3 separate regions of the Homo sapiens genome follow, and all the other regions are linked to region 2. A link is a contact called in ENCODE Hi-C or POLR2A ChIA-PET data. All regions are on one chromosome and are shown on one strand. The core of a region is the stretch at or near the end of the contact, and the rest is flanking DNA. Distances in the headings are between cores, read along the strand shown.

Evidence for each region. A loop is a pair of places that touch in the nucleus more often than their neighbours do. ChIA-PET counts read pairs that join two places held with the same protein, here RNA polymerase II (POLR2A). Pooled maps may share reads with other maps.
Region 1: a map with no recorded cell type shows a loop between it and region 2 (16-fold over the local background). The contact joins two enhancer-like sites. A Hi-C loop is called at or near these places in 1 of 168 maps with a recorded cell type or tissue (GM12878), 13 of 37 single-sample maps with no recorded cell type and 12 of 50 pooled maps. POLR2A ChIA-PET finds 5 or more read pairs at or near these places in 3 of 52 experiments (GM12878, activated B cell and activated naive CD4-positive, alpha-beta T cell).
Region 3: a pooled map shows a loop between it and region 2 (2.2-fold over the local background). The contact joins two enhancer-like sites. A Hi-C loop is called at or near these places in 2 of 37 single-sample maps with no recorded cell type and 6 of 50 pooled maps. POLR2A ChIA-PET finds 5 or more read pairs at or near these places in 4 of 52 experiments (OCI-LY7, activated CD8-positive, alpha-beta memory T cell, activated T-cell and 1 more).

Annotation. Positions count from the first base shown.
Region 1 is chr12:96,569,890-96,573,656 of GRCh38, forward strand. All of the region lies in intron 19 of CFAP54 (cilia and flagella associated protein 54), which reads left to right. Among named protein-coding and RNA genes, the nearest start is that of CFAP54, 82 kb to the left of the region's middle. Within about 2 kb of position 1,667, at least 2 of the 41 ENCODE cell types and tissues checked have a DNase peak (open chromatin) inside an H3K27ac peak, as active enhancers do; they include GM12878, where a contact is called at or near this core.
Region 2 is chr12:96,499,609-96,502,879 of GRCh38, forward strand. CFAP54 (cilia and flagella associated protein 54) reads left to right here. Exons shown (of 68, transcript NM_001306084.2): 2 at 1,226-1,331. Among named protein-coding and RNA genes, the nearest start is that of CFAP54, 12 kb to the left of the region's middle. RefSeq lists an enhancer at 1,041-2,240. Within about 2 kb of position 1,608, at least 26 of the 41 ENCODE cell types and tissues checked have a DNase peak (open chromatin) inside an H3K27ac peak, as active enhancers do; they include GM12878, OCI-LY7 and endothelial cell of umbilical vein, where a contact is called at or near this core.
Region 3 is chr12:96,376,073-96,379,488 of GRCh38, forward strand. The region is part of intron 1 of CDK17 (cyclin dependent kinase 17); the gene reads right to left. Among named protein-coding and RNA genes, the nearest start is that of CDK17, 23 kb to the right of the region's middle. Within about 2 kb of position 1,564, at least 5 of the 41 ENCODE cell types and tissues checked have a DNase peak (open chromatin) inside an H3K27ac peak, as active enhancers do; they include OCI-LY7 and endothelial cell of umbilical vein, where a contact is called at or near this core.

The DNA.
Region 1 (3,767 bases), core at 417-2,916, 70 kb after region 2:
TCCTATTTTGTAGCATTTCAAGTCAAATCAATTCTATCTGATTTTTTTTTAGGGGGGAAGAATATACATAGGCCTTTAAAAATTTATTTTTATTTTTATTTATTTATGAGACAGGGTCTTGCTCTGTCAGCCTGGCTGCAGTGCAGTGGTGTGTATGGCTCACTGCAGCCTCGACCTCCTGGGTTCAGCCATTCTCCTACCTCAGCCTCCTGAGTAGCTAGAACCACAGGCCCATGCTACCATGCCTGGCTGTTTGTATTTTTTTGTAAAGATGCGGTTTTGTCATGTTGCCCAGCATGGTCTCGAAATCCTGGGTTCAAGGGGTCCGCTTTCCTCAGTCTCCCAAAGTGCTGGGACTACAGGCATGAGCCACTGTGCCCAGCCTCAGCTCTTTGTAATTGTGTGCTCAAGTCTTTTTTTCTTTTCTTTTTTTTTTTTTTTAAATCAATGAGCCAACTTCTAATTCTGACCCCTCCTCTTATGAGGCCATGTTTTGACTCCCAGGCTTCAAACTGCTAACAGAATATTTAGCATATCTACATTTTGGATTTTTTTTCTCTTTTAAGTGATTTAAGGGTATTGCATAGGAAACTTAATCCAGGTTGCCTTTCCAAACTTCTTTTAACTTAGTTTATTAAGACAAGATAGCATAGTGGTTAGGAGTATAAGGATCTTGGATTAGAGTTCTGGTTCTACCAGTGATTAGCTGTATGACCTGTCAAGTTATTTATGCTCTCTTAAGATTCAATTTCTTCATCTGTGAAACAGGGATTCTTGGGAAGATTCAAGTAATGATGCATATAAAATGCTTAGTGTTCAGAACAGAGTAAGCAGTCAATAAATGTTAGCCATTATTATTATGATTACTCTGCTTTTCATTCAGTTTTGTCATATCAGAACTATTATTATTTCTCTTTCACTTTAAGCACTCTGAGACATTCTGTTTGAACTACTTTTTGGTGCTTTATATGTATTTTCCTCCATCAGACTACACATTTCTTTCTGTATTTTCTCTTAGATTTATCTTATTACTTGTATATTTTATTCTAAGCAATATTCCTTCTCAGGATTCTTGGATATGACTTAATCTACTTTTCATCTTTTTCTGCAATGTACATTATAATGTTGAGAACCCAGAATATACCTCAGGGAGGTCTACCAGATATGTAGGAAATATGGTACTTTATCATTCCAGTCCTGTGATAGTTGATTACATATGTCTTAGTCACACCCTCAAGATTCCATTGCATCTTTCCATTAGTGTTTTGCTGCACTGTGGGCATCAAGCCTGTGTCAAATGTATTTAACATCAATCTGTCCTCATAAGCATTGAGTAACTTCTGAAGAGAGGCAGGTTTCATTTTCTCTAAGGGAAACTATACGCAGAGAAATTTACATTCAGACAAAAATACTTTGGACTTCAATACTGTGGTTTTGGTGGCACATTGCAGTGGAAACCACCATTGAAAGAACACCTTAGAGCTTATTTTTATTGTGAGTTGGTGGGCAAGTCCCTTTCCATCGAGATTTCTTGGCTGAGTCCCCGTGATAGGTAAAGGCTTATTTCTTTTTTCAAAGTTACTGAACCTTTCTAATTTGCTAGGCACTGTGGTAGGTAGTATAAGATGTGAGGATATAGTTATTTTTCATTATTGATACGTCATGGAAAGTCTACTTCTTGACCTGTGATTAGAGAATGGTTTATCTAGGTTTTGCAATTGTAATAGGTTGGTGTTCTAGAGCACTGCTATTATAGACAACATTCAGGTCCATATTGATAACACTTTCTCATGACTAAGTAGTATTGGTTTCATGGGAATTTTTCCTTCTTGATTTTTTTTGGGGGATTTTCTGATGTTACTTCCCTTTTTTCTAGTTGAAGAACCCCTTTAAAAAGCCCCAGGCACTTTCTCATAAACAAAATCTTATTAGCAGCTCAATGAATTGGCTGCCTTAAATTAGGATTCTAGTTTTTAACTAGCCTTAGGGTTTGCCCTGAATTCTGTTATGGAATTTATCTGATTTACCTAAATCAAGGGCTTTGTTATAAACTTTTCTTTTGTCACCATTCACTTAAAACTTTAATACTTCTGTTAACCTATTTCAAATTGGGCCATGGGATCTGAGTTAGGGGTCTAAAGTTAAAATTGATCAAGAGCCAATCAGAACATTTTAAATATGCCATCTTAAAAGACACTGTAATAAAGATTACCCTTTTCTTTCATAATTTTGTGTGTCTTATATTCCAAACACATTGACTGAACTTAAAGAGATAAACAAAGCACTGTCCTTCCTGCCAAGACCAGTGTTTAGAGGGTGTGGACAGGCAAGTACAGAGGTAACATATTATGTAATACCTGCTAAAATAAAGATACTATGTAATGAAGGAAATGGCTTATTTAAATACATGGGCTATCTTGGAAGATGTCAGAGGAGGTGACATTTGTGTGGATCTTAAAGCAGAGAAGAGGACGTGAGATGCTCCAGAAAGAATGAAATGCGTGGGCAATTCTGAGGCGTGAAATAACAGCATTTTAGGGAATGAGTGATTTTTTTTTTTTATGGTTTCAGAGGTTAGGTTGAACAGAGAGGTAGGTATGAGAGAGAGAAAGAGTAGAAAGGGGGATAAGGCTAGAAAATGTAGTCATGATCAGAATGAAAAGGGCTTTGGAAAAGTTTGCACTTTATCTGGCAAGTATTAGAGGAGGCATTGAAGGACTAGAAGACTGGAGGTTGAAGAGACTAGAAAGAGACTGGGAGAAAGGCAGGAGGGAAAAGGAGATTTACTCACCTGAATCTGTGGTTCCCAGTTCTTGCTGTACTTTGGAATTATCCTTGGTGTTTGTAAATAATACAGATGTTCAAGCTCCACTCCTGGAGATTTCTATTTTGGGGTAGAAATGGAGCCTTCTGATTTTTAAATAAACTCCATAGATGATACTGATCAACAGCCCAGTTGAGAAATGTCTATGTTATAGCCATGGCAGAACACAGAAAGTTTTTTTTACCTCAGTTGGATTCATTGATGTGCAGAAAGAAGATGCAAGAATTAAGTCAGAAGGTGCTAGTGTTCAATTGGTTCACTGAATCAGGAACTACCAAGGCAAATTTTGAGATCAAATTTGGAGCCCAGAGAGGCTGGCTGGTCAGTGGAGATGGAGGTCAAAGGCAGTCTGCTTGACTATAAGGGCCAGTGGGCCAGTGCTGCTGGTATATTTTACAGGCTCCAGACATAATCCCGAGGAAGGATATGTCTCCAAATTTCCAAGGGAAGTGGGGGCATTGGTCTCCTTTCCTTGTTTTGCATAATTTTTCCTTAGGCTGATTTTGTCTGTTCTTATGTAACCTGAAATATCTTGGTCTCTACAGCCTGTGATGCGAATGAAGATACATTAATGTTTAATGTTCAAAATATAATAGCGTTTTATCTCCTTTTTGTTCAGGTAGGACTTTCTTCCCTCAAAGTTTTTCCACAGCTACCTGGGGAAATCCACTTATCTTTTCTGTCTCTGGCCTCTTCCTCATCAAGCCTCTCACCTTTTGTTACCCTTCAAGGGAGTCCTGTTCTGTGGTACATTCGTCCCCTCAGGGAGCCAAAGCTGCTCTGTTGTCTATGGAAGAGGGTGAAGAGGGAATGAGCCTCTGCCCAGCCCTGTGCTGATTGTGTGCTCTGGGCCTCACTGGCTCTTTTACGGCCTTTTATGACATTGCTCCCTCACCATCTAGCCCTGACCCTTTTGTCCATCCATTTGTTATAATTTTTAAAA
Region 2 (3,271 bases), core at 358-2,857:
TGGTATTTACCCAAAGGAATTGAAAACTTATGTCCATATAAAAACCTGCACATCGGGCTGGGAGCGGTGGCTCATGCCTGTAATACTAGCACTTTGGGTGGCCTAGGCGGGTGGATTACCTGAGGTCAGGAGTTTGAGACCAGCCTGGCCCACATGGTGAAACCCTGTCTCTACTAAAAATACAACAATCAGCCAGGCATGGTGGTGCACGCCTGTAATCCCAGCTACTCGGGAGGCTGAGGAAGGAGAATTGCTTGAACCCCAGAGGTGGAGGTTGCAGTGAGCCAAGATCGTGCCACTGCACTCCAGCCTGTGTGACAGGAGCAAGACTCCATCTCAAAAACAAAACAAAACAAAACAAAACAAAACAAAACAAAAAAAACCGTGCGCATCAGTATTTCTAGCAGCCTTATTCATAATTGCCAAAACTTGTAAGCAACCAAGATGTCATTCAGCATGTGCGTGGATAAATAAACTGTAATGCATCCAGACAATGGGATATTATTCAGTGCTAAAAAGAAATGAGCTATCAAGCCATGAAAAGACATGGAGGAAACTTAGATGCATATTGCTAAGTGAAAGAAGCCAATCTGAAAAGGCTTCCTACTATATGATTCCAACTATGACATTTTGGAAAAGGCATGACTATGGAGACAGTAAAAATATCAGTGGTTAACAGAGATTAAGCGGGAAAGGAGGGATGAATAAGTGGAGCACGGAGGATTTTTAGGATAGTGAATCTACTCTCTGATATTTTCACAGTGGATAGACATTATATACATTTGTCCAAACTCATGGAATGGATGACACCAACAGTGAACCCTAAACTATGGACTTTGGGTGATAATGATGTGTCAATGTAGGTTCATCACAACAAAGGTACCATTCTAGTGGAGATGTTGATAATGGGGAGGGCTGTGCATGTTTGGGGGCACAGGGTATATATGGGAAATCTCAGAATCTTCTGCTCAATTCTGTTGTGAACTTAAAATTGCTCTATGAAGTAAAGTATCTAAAAAAAATATGTAAAGGGCTGCAATCAATGCTTGGTACATAGGAAGCAATAATTTTAACTGTAATTACATTTATTATTAATAATTGGACATTAACAATAAGGCACATTGGAAAGGCTTTAGCATAAGGTAAGTTTTAAAGGATTGCTTGCAAATTAATTGGGGTTTCCTGCAGACTTTGACAATGTCGTTTTATTTTATGATTTTTACAGTGCCACTTCTTTGTTTAATATCTGGACTAAATACGCCCCCAGGCTGCCAGCAGACTATTACAACGAAAAGCTTCTGAAGGTTGGAGATAGCCTTTGTCAAATGAAAGTAAGTGCCTCTGCAGGAAAGAGCCAAAAAGAAGTTCATTTGGCTAATTATTATTACAGTATTTAGTCTGATACCCTTCCTATTTTACATGTTTTGATTTTTCTCTTAGAAAAAAATAAATGAGTACATAAAAATTTTAATAAGGCACAGTAACCAAAAAAGTGTTGCTTTTTAATTTTGTAGTTGAGATTTCCCAGAGGTGAGACATTCCTGAACAGCCAGGCAGCTGGCTGTGGATGGGCAGGAGGGTGGCCGGGTTAACAGAGGGTGTGGTAGGCACACAACAGGAAATGCTGAATCATCGTGTTCCTACCTTATACAAAGGAGCCCAGACACCACTTCCTGTTGTTTTTCATATGGCTGGCCTTGCCCAGTGGTCAACCTTCAGGGCTCTTGGCCTTGCAGCTCTGTTGCTTGCTTCAGTGCCCTGTTTATTAAACTCTTTCAACTCTTTCTTAATGTTTTGCTGTATGTAATTATAACAGTCATTCCATACATACCCTGTTTCTTGCTCAGTATTGTATTCCAGAATGAGTTTGTGTCCTTCTTTTAGTTCTACCTGAATGTCTAGGGCTTGGAATGCTGTGGACCGGTGGACTTGGTTTGCTGAGACCACAGCATGGCTGGGTTTTCCATTAATGATCATGTGAGTTTCCCCCTTAAACTCTGGCCTAGGTCCAGATTATTCTAAGTTATGTGAACGTCAGACAATGGGATCTTAGGCCAGCCGTGGGCAGTGTTCAGTGTTTTCTCAATCTTCAGTTTCTCAACTTCATTTTTCCCCTCTCTGTTTTCTGGACTTTAATCCTCTTGGTCTGGGAGACAAATTTACCAAATAGAGGATATGAGTGGTGGAACTTCATAATGAAGAACTAAGATCTATTTTCTTCTGCCAAAACTAGAGAATAACCATAGTTCCACATAAATGGACCATGGGTCTTAGAAACTTGAAAATACAGGGCTTGGTAAGCTACAGAAAAGAAACCTGGGTGAGATTCAACTTGGAAGCTTTATTCATGTAAGTGGAATAAGAGTTTTGACAAGAATTACAAGATAGCCCCCTTTCCATCCTTACACTTTTCAGTATAAGAAGCTGGTAATACAAATAAAAAGCACAGTGTAGGGTTGTTTGAGAAATGTCTGTGTGGGTGGAGTGGATATTAGTGGAGGGAGGAGAGAGGTGTATGTTAGAAGCTGATAAAGCAAGTTAAAGATGGCTGGTAGCTAAGGATTCAGAATGTTTTAGATAGAAAGGCCTAGATAGGATATTTTAATATTTAATTAAAGGAACAAAGAAAAAGTTTTATCTACTTTTCACTGAAGGGAATGTTGGCCAGGCTGGGCATGGTGGCTCACACCTGTAATCCCAGAACTTTGGTAGGCTGAGGAGGGCAGATTGCTTGCTTGAGCCCAGGAGTTTGAGACAAGCCTGGGTAACATGGCGAAACACTGTCCCTAAAAAAAAAAAAAAAAAAAAAAAGGTATTTATAATTCTGAAAATGAACTTGTTACTTTGGTTTCTAGGCTCTATTTTTATTTTAGTTGTAGTAAAGATCATCTTGTGGAAAATTTTTTTTAAACCTAGATTTGAATTTATTATATGACTCAAGTTAGAGCAGAAAAGATTCAGGATTAGTGAGCAAAAACAAATCTTTAATAGAAATTTAAACAAAACAGTGTTTGACTGAAGATGCCTCCCAAGGGGCTAGGTAACTGGACAGCCAGTTCAACCTTGGGCAGTTGCTTTTCCTGGGGATGAAGTTGTGGGGGAGGGAGCTGAGGAAGGGTTGCAAGTGACTCATTTTGAAAGCACTGCTTATGTCCCCTGCCCTGAAACCCTCCAGGTAACTGAGCCCTGTGGGTTACAGAAATGGGGCATCTGATTCTGTAATGGGAACATAAGCATGAATTTGAATGAATAAAAATCCCACTGCTCAGAT
Region 3 (3,416 bases), core at 314-2,813, 120 kb before region 2:
CTATATTAACTATCATTATACAGCTGTCTTCAACAACATGACTTTGCTATTCCAGGAAACTCCTGCTCAGGCAGATAAGAGCTACAAAAAACTTCATTGTTCATTTCAGGAACTTCCCAAAAAACCCATATAAACCAACATCAGACTATTCAATTTTTCAATAAATAGTAGCAAATGATTGTTCACTTTCTAAGACACTGAAAAAGCTTACCTCAAAACTCTTACCTTGGTATGTCTGTCCAATCAAACTATTATATCATGATCCTCACCTAATTCTAATAAAGCTTTGAAATACTTAAACCAGACTCCAAAACATCAATAATAAACACTCCAACTTTGATGTTCCTTTCTGGTTTGCCATTCTTATCAACACCCACATGGCCCCCTACAAATGCTTATAAGCAATATACTCAACAGATAATTTTTGGTGGTATTTTCCAGCAGCCAAAATTCCGCAGTACCACCAGACAGCTTCCCAAATGTCTGTTACAAGCTCAGTTCAGTGACACTAGTCTCATCACAAGCAATGTGGGGAAAATATTAATACTGTTATAAAAGGTTAAGATAAATCATCACCCTATATTAGGCAGTATCCACTGACACTACTGGCCAGTTTCTTAATGAGTTAAAACAGCAAACTGGCCTACTAATTAAACTTCTGAAGATTATAAAATAGAGTTTAGTAATCAGAGGACCATAAAACCAGTAGGAGTTCTAAGGAAGATGAGAAACAGATCACAGACAGGTTTAATAATCTAAAAAGGAATCCTATAAGAAACAGGATAAGGAAAAAACCAATTGATACATGAATAATCCACAATACTGATAATCAGTAGAAAAAATACTACAAAATATACAATTTAACAGTGAAAAGAAACTCTAAAGGAGTTTCCATTTACTATAATAATCATGATCAGTAATCAGAAAGTTGAGACTTCTTACTGAGAGTAAATGCCTAAGTATTTCTTTTACTATAAGTCATCTGAATCACCTATATGGCCACAACCATGCTGATGCAGGTATAACCAGAAAGCAAGGGGTAAGCATTTAAAATGCCTCAAAGATTGAGAGGAACTGAAGGATCCAAATTTTAAAATCCAAATGTGAAAAACACAACCACAAGTATTAGAAGAAAATGTGGATGAACTTCCTTATAACCTTGGAATGGTGAAGACTTTTCTAAATATATTTCAAAATCCAAAAACATAAAAGAAAAAATTACTTCACCATATAAAAGTCGAAAGTTATGCATGAAAAAACATAATCTAAAATATACATATTTGCAACCCACATCACAAATAAAGGGCTAATCTCCCAACAGAAAATTCCTGAAAACAAAGACCAATGACCTAAGAGAAAAATAAAGGACATGAGAATTCAAAGAAGGGAAAAAACGTAAAATGCCCCTTAAACATATGAAAAAATGTCCAATGTCATTGATAATGAGAAAAATACAATAACCTGAGTTAAACCAGTTCTCATCTATCAAATGCAAAACTCAAAAAGTCTGACAACACATTCAGTTGCTGAGGTTATGGGAAACAGGCCTGTTGCACATTTAGGTGGTAGTACAAAATGGCAATCTGGCAGCATCAGAATTACAGAAGCAGTTTTTTTTTTTCGTTTTTTTTTTTTTTTTGAGATGGAGTCTCGCTCTGTCGCCCAGGCTGGAGTGCAGTGGTGCGATCTCGGCTCACTGCAAGCTCCCCCTCCCGGGTTCACGCCATTCTCCTGCCTCAGCCTCCCAAGTAGCTGAGACTACAGGCGCCCGCCACTACGCCCAGCTAATTTTTTGTATTTTTAGTAGAGACAGGGTTTCACCGTGTTAGCCAGGATGGTCTTGATCTCCTGACCTCGTGATCCGCCCACCTTGGCCTCCCAAAGTGCTGGGATTACAGGCGTGAGCCACTGCGCCCGGCCCAGAAGCAGTTTTTTAAAAGTGAACTTTTAGTATCGTTTTAGATTTACAGAAAAATAGTAAAGAGTTCCCTTAAACCACACACTCAGTTTCCGCTAGTAAGATCTTACATTAGTATGGTACTTATTGGCAGGAAGTCACCTCATGTAGCTCACACTTGAAAGGTGGGGAGTTGTATTATACTTCCTTGAGGGCTGTGTATCTAATTATGCACAGATTTGTCTATTCTTCCCCCATTTATTTATTTAGTCAGTCATTTACTTCTATCAGCATGAACTCATGGATATTATTTTATACTTTGGGTTATAATTCAATATTACTTTTTTGTTGCTCAAATTATTCCAGTATTGGCTACTGGGAACTCTTTCAGTTGGCTGTGTCCCTTTGACATAACTCATTCGTGTTTTTGTTTGAATAGTTCCTTCCTTTCCAGCACTACAAGATACTCCAGGTTGATCTTACAGTTTTATTAGCTGCCCCAGTCCTAGAATCAGCCATTTCTCCACAAAGGCCTGGTTCCTTTTACTGGAGAATGGTGTTAGAAACCAAGATCTGGGCACCAGGTGTGCTCACTGCTACAGGGATATTGTTGCTTCTAGGTTCTCTCAGCTGACAGTGGAAGAAAATACTTGACCTAAAGATCTACAATTGCTTGTTCAAATAGAAAATGTTACATGTATATTGTTATTCATTTGGCATTGTAACAGCAAAAAATAGAAAACAACCCAAATAGCCACAAAGGATTGAGTGACTAAACTACGGTACATCTACATAAGAAAATACTATGAAGCTATTAAAAATAAAGATCTTTATCTAGATATGGAAAGATCTCCAGAATAAAATACACATTTGTTTGTAACTACAAAAGGAAAACACTGGAAGGATAAACAGGATACCAAAAAGTGTGGAAGGAAAATAAAGTAGCAAGCAAAGGAAGAAATAAGACTTCGTGTACATCTTTCTACATACTTGAGTTTTATCTATCCCAAAAAAATAAGTTTAATTTTAAAAAGAACTTAAAATGGTTATAATAGTGGAAGAATCTGAAGGTTCAAATACTAAGAAAGAAAAAGATATTAATTTCTGAAGCATAAATACATACTATGAGACAGAGTAGCTCAAACCTAGGGACAATTATGTACCAAAAAAATCTAAATTTAGTAAAATGGAGGTATTTCAAGTCAAACTCAGTTGAATTTAAAGTGCTGAAATGCAGTACAGCTGCTAAAATTAACATATTATCAGAACCTGTATGTAAGTTTACTGAATTACTGTTAAATGGAAAGTGATTTATGATCACCTATATTAGCAGGGAGATAAAGGCTAAAGAAATGCAGAACAATTTATAGAAACAATTAATGTTTATATTCTTGATTATAAGATATGCTGATATTTATAGTTAAACAAAAGCATCTATCATTTCTATATTTTTTAAATCTAATTTTTTTTTTTGAGACAGGGTCTCAAGTCTGTCCCCCAGGCTGGAGTGCAGTGCCAT